2 separate regions of the Homo sapiens genome follow, and region 2 is linked to region 1. A link is an interaction called in ENCODE POLR2A ChIA-PET data of the cell type or tissue named here. Cell type or tissue: MCF 10A. All regions are shown on one strand. Links, peaks and the distances in the headings refer to the core of each region. The heading gives the core; the rest is flanking DNA.

Region 1 (2,819 bases), core at 99-2,598:
GTGTGTCAGATTGGCTAGACCATGACCATGACCACGATCATTGGCATGACCATTTGTTTGGACAAATACCAGTCTAGACGTTGATGTGAAGTATTTTGTAGATGCAGTTAAGATATACCACCAGTTGACTTTAAGTAAAGGAGATTACCCTTGATATTGTTGGTGGACCTCATACAATTAGTTGAGGGCCTTAATAGCAAAAACAGATTGTTTTGGGGAAGAATTTCTACCTTAAGACTGTAACATAGAAACCCTGCCTGAATTTCCAACCTATGGAATTGCCCTACAGATTTCAGATTTACCAGCCCCCCACCACCACAGCCTTCTAAATATTCACATTATTTTCAGTGTTCAATTTTTGCAGTGTATAGTAGCTTGCTTCATAACAAACTAGTAGTATATGTTCGCTTCATTGTCAAATCCACTTAATTAACATATCATCATGATTTGCATTCTTTGCCCTTTAAAGTGTTTTCCTATTTTTCATTAGTTCTTAGTCATTGTTGCACAGGAAATCTTCTACAACTTGCCGTTCTGTTTTTTAAGTCATATATTGTTTTGATTCTGATACTGTATTTTTCAAGACAGATAGCAGGATCTATCTTCTGTAATAACTTTACTTATAATATTATTGATTTCAACAGGCACTTCCTTTTCTTCCTTTCCCTCTCTTCATTGTTACCTATAAGGGCAGCTTTAACTCTTCTCAAAGAGTGAAATTAACCCCAAATTTCAAAATAACAAAAATGTACACAGTAGACATGATAGTGCTGGGTAGGGGCTCTGAGACATAACCAATGGTCAAAAAGGTTTTTGCCACTATGTGAGGTTTTTTCCCACACTGGCAAAAGAGCTTCTGTTTTTCAGAGCCTTTTAAATTTTATAATTGTGGAGAAAGGATTATGAATCTGTACCTGTCTCCTGCTAAAATGTCACACATTTTGAAATGTACTTGTCCTTGTTTGACTAAGCATTAAGACAAAGTGTTCTCTGCAACGAGAGCTCTTCTTGCCACCCACTTGTGTTACACATAGTACATTAATGAGGTGACTGTGATCTCATCCTCCTGGCTTGCCTTCCTTGGCTCAGATTCCAGAGAAGCAGCCGTCAGGTCCTCCAGATCCTTTGGGCTGAGCTGACTGATGACCTTACCATGGGACTCACAGCTCCTTGCTGCTCCAACATTTTAAGTTCTGGATAAGCTAGTACCCAAAAGGAGTCCTTTTTACTACCAATACCAAATCCTCCAAGAGCTTCCCTCACTCTCTTAGGGCCTCTACTGCCCAAATGCTGGTCCCCAGTGAATATGCCTTCTCAGTCCCCAACTCTATGCCATCTGGTAGGAATATAGGGAGCTGGAGGGATTTATGGCTAAGGGATCCTGCACACTTGAATTCCATCTGTCCTGCAGTAAACGATATACACAGAAAAGGATGGTGGGCAAAGAGGCACGTTCTATTTAGCTGGGCTCTGGCTCAAGCCCCAGTGTAGAGTCTTGTGAACTGGAGTAGACCACATGCAACTTGGTGAACGTATTTTGCCTAGACGAGGCTGAGCTCTTAGGCTTTTGTCTCAGGCTCTGGCCCTGCAAAAGAAAAGGCATCCTGAAGCCTACAGCATGGCCACACCCTTCCCCGTTGGGAGTGAAATGAGAGGAAGTGGAGGGAGCACGAGGAGCTGCTAAAATCTAGTCAACTGCATCTCTGTTTTTTATCTTTGACCCATTGTTCAATAGGCTTAACATCCAGGCCCATCTTCTCTGATCTCTTAGGATAAAAAGTGCCCAAAGAGTCAGTGTCAGCAGAACATTTTTGCACGAACTGACTGGTTTAATGTTTTCCACTAAGACTGTAAACCCCAAGAAGGGTTCAGTGACCCTTCTTGCCCTTGATGGTGTTCTTGAGGGAAGAGCAAAGGTAGCAGGAATGTGGAACTCTGAGCTGCTTATGGCCAACCTAGGGGATGCTTTATGAAGTGATGGTTGAATAAATTAAAATGGAACAAGACTTCCTATAATCACAATCATCGTCTATCTCAGAATGTAGCACAAAAGATACCACTGAAGTTATTTGCTTCCTTGCTACCTTGGAGGAGAAACAAAAATCTCTCTAGCTTTGAGCTATGGCTAACTGAGGCAGTAAGAGGTGTAAATGCTGTCTTTGGAAACCTGGGATCCAAATAAATCCCAACTTCCTTTTCACTTGTGTTCCCTTCTCTACTTTGGGAAGCAAATCAGAGACATTGAAGATGGTGGCACTGCCAAATATATCAGACCTCAACATGTACTCTGTAGTAAAGTCTACCCTTCAACAAAAAAGAGCACTACCACAAGATATTTATTCTTATCTTACTCTCTGAATTAAAATCCTGACCTGAGGCACTTCTCTGTCTGCATTATTTTCAGAAGAGTCTAGATCTGAAATCTAATTATATTGCATATTAAAACACCAATATTGATGTTATTCCATCAAGCCCTGTCATACTTTGCAGGCTACATCCTTTTGGCCCCGATTTGTCTTCATTCATGTTACTTGAATCATCTTGATGAAATGCTCTGAATCTGTCTGGGAGAAAGTTTATTTTGATATCTGATCTGATCCAGACCTATTCTCAAGTCCCTTTGAAAACTCACTGGTAATATGCAGTCATTTGCTAATTGAAATTTGACCAATAATTAGCCAAGGATATTCTTTTGTTCAATTATCTTATGATAGCTGGCCAGATGCAATGGCTCACGCCTGTAATCCCAGCACTCTGGGAGGCCAAGGCAGGCGGATCACGTGAGCCCAGAAGTTCAAGACCAGCCTAGGCAACACGGC
Region 2 (2,819 bases), core at 116-2,615, 220 kb before region 1:
AATTCTTAACCATATAGTTGTCTTGCCAATTTTTTTTTTAAACAATAAATTGTCTTAGTATAAGTCACTGCATTTCTGTAACAAAGTAATGAAAGGCACAGCTAATCCAAGCGGACTTAACCCTATTCAACAACCAGCTGAAAAAATACTTTGGTTCTTCAAGGAAAAAATTACAAAAAAAAAAAAAAGGTATTTCCTTTAACAGTTGTTAATTTTCATAGCTGTACTCCAAGAGCTACATAAAAATATTCCAGAAGAACCAAATTATGTAGCAATGAATGAACATGCGTGACAGAATTTGTGCATTCAACATAGCTGGCAGAAAAACTAGTTAAAATGCTAGGTAGAACAAATTGGTCTTTAAAATATCAGTTTCCTGTCCTTTAAAAAAAAATTACCTAGTCTACCAAGAAAATACAAAAACATAAGGCTGTAAGTAAATAAGAGTTGTGTTTAGGCTATTACAGTGCAGGTTATCCTCAAGGCCACATACATCCTGCTTCACTGCTGCTTGCACTCTGCTGGGTTTTGATCCTTCTGTTAAAGGAAAACAACAAGTCAATCTATCTTCTTCTACCTGCTTCAGTGAATTTCTCAATAGTAATTACTGCCTTAATTATAACAGTAGCTCACTGTTGTCAAAAGAAATGGTATAGGACAATGGTGGTAAATTATTTATTTTATTAGCAAGTCACTGAAATGCTAAAATCAAGCTCAAACTTTACACTGTAGAATTAACTCCATAAAATGTGACACACGCTAAACCATAATCTTAAAAAAATAAAGTTACCAAGCAATTTATGTTAGTTATATTACCAATCAGCTTTGTTTTTGCTAATCCTAATATAACAAATTCTCAGGAATAATAGACTAGGACTCTCAGGGACTGAGTAAGAGTAGTTGGAAGGATCTAACAAACTGCACTGCTCCCCAGTTCCCGAACACTCCTACAACCAGATCTTTTAAAAACCTTTATTTTCTAATGCTTAAAAACTGTTACAAATCGTCCCATTAAAATAGAATCCTAGGGTTCACTGTACCTGAAACTATAAAAAGCACGAAGTCCAAACAAAAAACAATGTTTTTTAGAAAAACGTCCACTGAAATTATGTGTACTGTTCACAATGCCAGTGGGACTGAAAAAACAAAGTTATCCAGTCAATAGGCTTTATTTATTAAAGACTTTAACGGAGAGAAACTTGATATTCAAAAACACCAACTCTTACTTTAGCTATCTTAAATTTAATAGAAAGCAGCACTAATTTTGCTCACCTTTGGGTCATAGTCTGGATCATTTTCCTCATCTCCTTCTTCTTCCCCTTCCTATATTAAAGTTCAAAATGCATCCATGAAGTATGTACATAGTAGGTAAACTGGCTCATAATGTAGGGAAAATTTAATACAAGTTACTCTACGGATCAACAGATTTTCATGATTACAGACTTTGATGATAATACAATTTAATTTGAAAGCTTCTAATATGAAAAATTTCCCAACACAACTTGAGACATCCAGACAGCTTTTATTGAAAATAGTTACTGCAGCCAACGTTGGAAAAGTTTACTGCAGCTTTTGACTTCTTCAAAGAGCTGATAACCCTGCAGCAGAACAAAATTATTTGAAATAAAAAAATGTTGCTGAGTTTTGCAATTTATTTATTGAAACCTTATACATACATTGTTTGGCTGTAGAATTCTAAAATCATGTTTTCCAAAATGTTTTTATCCCAAATCACAGAATGATTATAGCAAAGGAATACATAAGTCATTCAATTTGCTTCTCAATGTGTTAACCACAGAGAATTATTTGCTCATTTGGTAAACATTACCTCATCCGCTTCTTCACCTTCTTCATCATACTGAAAAGGAAAAACAGCGTTAAGTGTTGAGTGAATGTAACACACATTTCAGAGTAGCATCAGTAACATTTATCACTGTATAAACTAGTGTCTAAAAAGAGAAAACCTACTTTCCTATCAAGGGGCTGATTATAAATTAAAACACATAGTAGCTGCAAGAATCACTCTGCTCACTGCCAATTTATAAAATTAAAGAACAGAGTACAATCATGTGGATAAAGTGGATGATCAGACAAGTATTACTGTAAATATTACTCACCTACACTTAAGTGTGGAATGCACTGTACGAAAAGGACCTAAAGCCTACTCTAACAATTGCCGTTGAGCAATAAACATATTCAAAACATCTATATGCAACCTAATCTTAACCTAACCATCATTCAATACTACCTTGAATAGAAATTCTATGCCTCCCAGTAAATGTTTTCTTGTGCACTAAAGAAAGTCCTAGCTCTGTGAAGTCAAGGCAAGGGCATAATAGATCTATAGCACTAACCAAACATAAAAAAGTTTCATAAACTCAGAACAATCTTATTAGCAGAAAATTAAAAGCTAAGATAAATGAATCCAAAAATCCTAAGGAGACATACTTAAAACCCAGAAAAGCTATATACAGAACATCAGTAATTAGCCTAATTTTGAATTATATTATGTCCTGCTTCTTAAAAACTAAACTAATCTATTACCAATTCTGACCACTATACCCTCAACCAATTATTTCTTTGCAGGATTCAAATTCGCTTACATCATCATCATCATCTTCAATAGCTTCTCCAGTAAAATATAACACTGATCTTGGGATTATACGCTCACGTAAAAAGTGACCAATTTCGAAGTCTGCAGCAAGGATAGCTTCAGCATCATCATCCTATTTTTAAAGGAAAACAAAAGCAGAAAATTTAGGAATAACTGTGTTACTTAATTTGGCACATGTAAGACTCTTAGAGGCTGGGTGTGATGG

The links. Peaks named below come from ENCODE experiments on the same cell type or tissue, not always from the same donor. Only the 100,000 strongest peaks of a DNase experiment are listed, where the experiment ranks them.
Region 2: POLR2A ChIA-PET joins it to region 1 with 5 read pairs; 4 of 35 experiments call an interaction of 5 or more read pairs at or near these places.

Annotation. Positions count from the first base shown.
Region 1 is chr12:76,265,950-76,268,768 of GRCh38, forward strand. The region is part of intron 1 of LNCOG (lncRNA osteogenesis associated); the gene reads left to right. Among named protein-coding and RNA genes, the nearest start is that of LNCOG, 7.5 kb to the left of the region's middle. In MCF 10A, for the core only: no CTCF peak of the experiment used is centred there; a DNase peak (open chromatin) is centred at 1,062.
Region 2 is chr12:76,047,928-76,050,746 of GRCh38, forward strand. NAP1L1 (nucleosome assembly protein 1 like 1) reads right to left here. Exons shown (of 15, transcript NM_004537.7): 12 at 2,604-2,726; 13 at 1,829-1,858; 14 at 1,273-1,323; 15 at 1-537. The coding sequence ends at 502. Among named protein-coding and RNA genes, the nearest start is that of PHLDA1-DT, 18 kb to the left of the region's middle. In MCF 10A, for the core only: no CTCF peak of the experiment used is centred there; no DNase peak of the experiment used is centred there.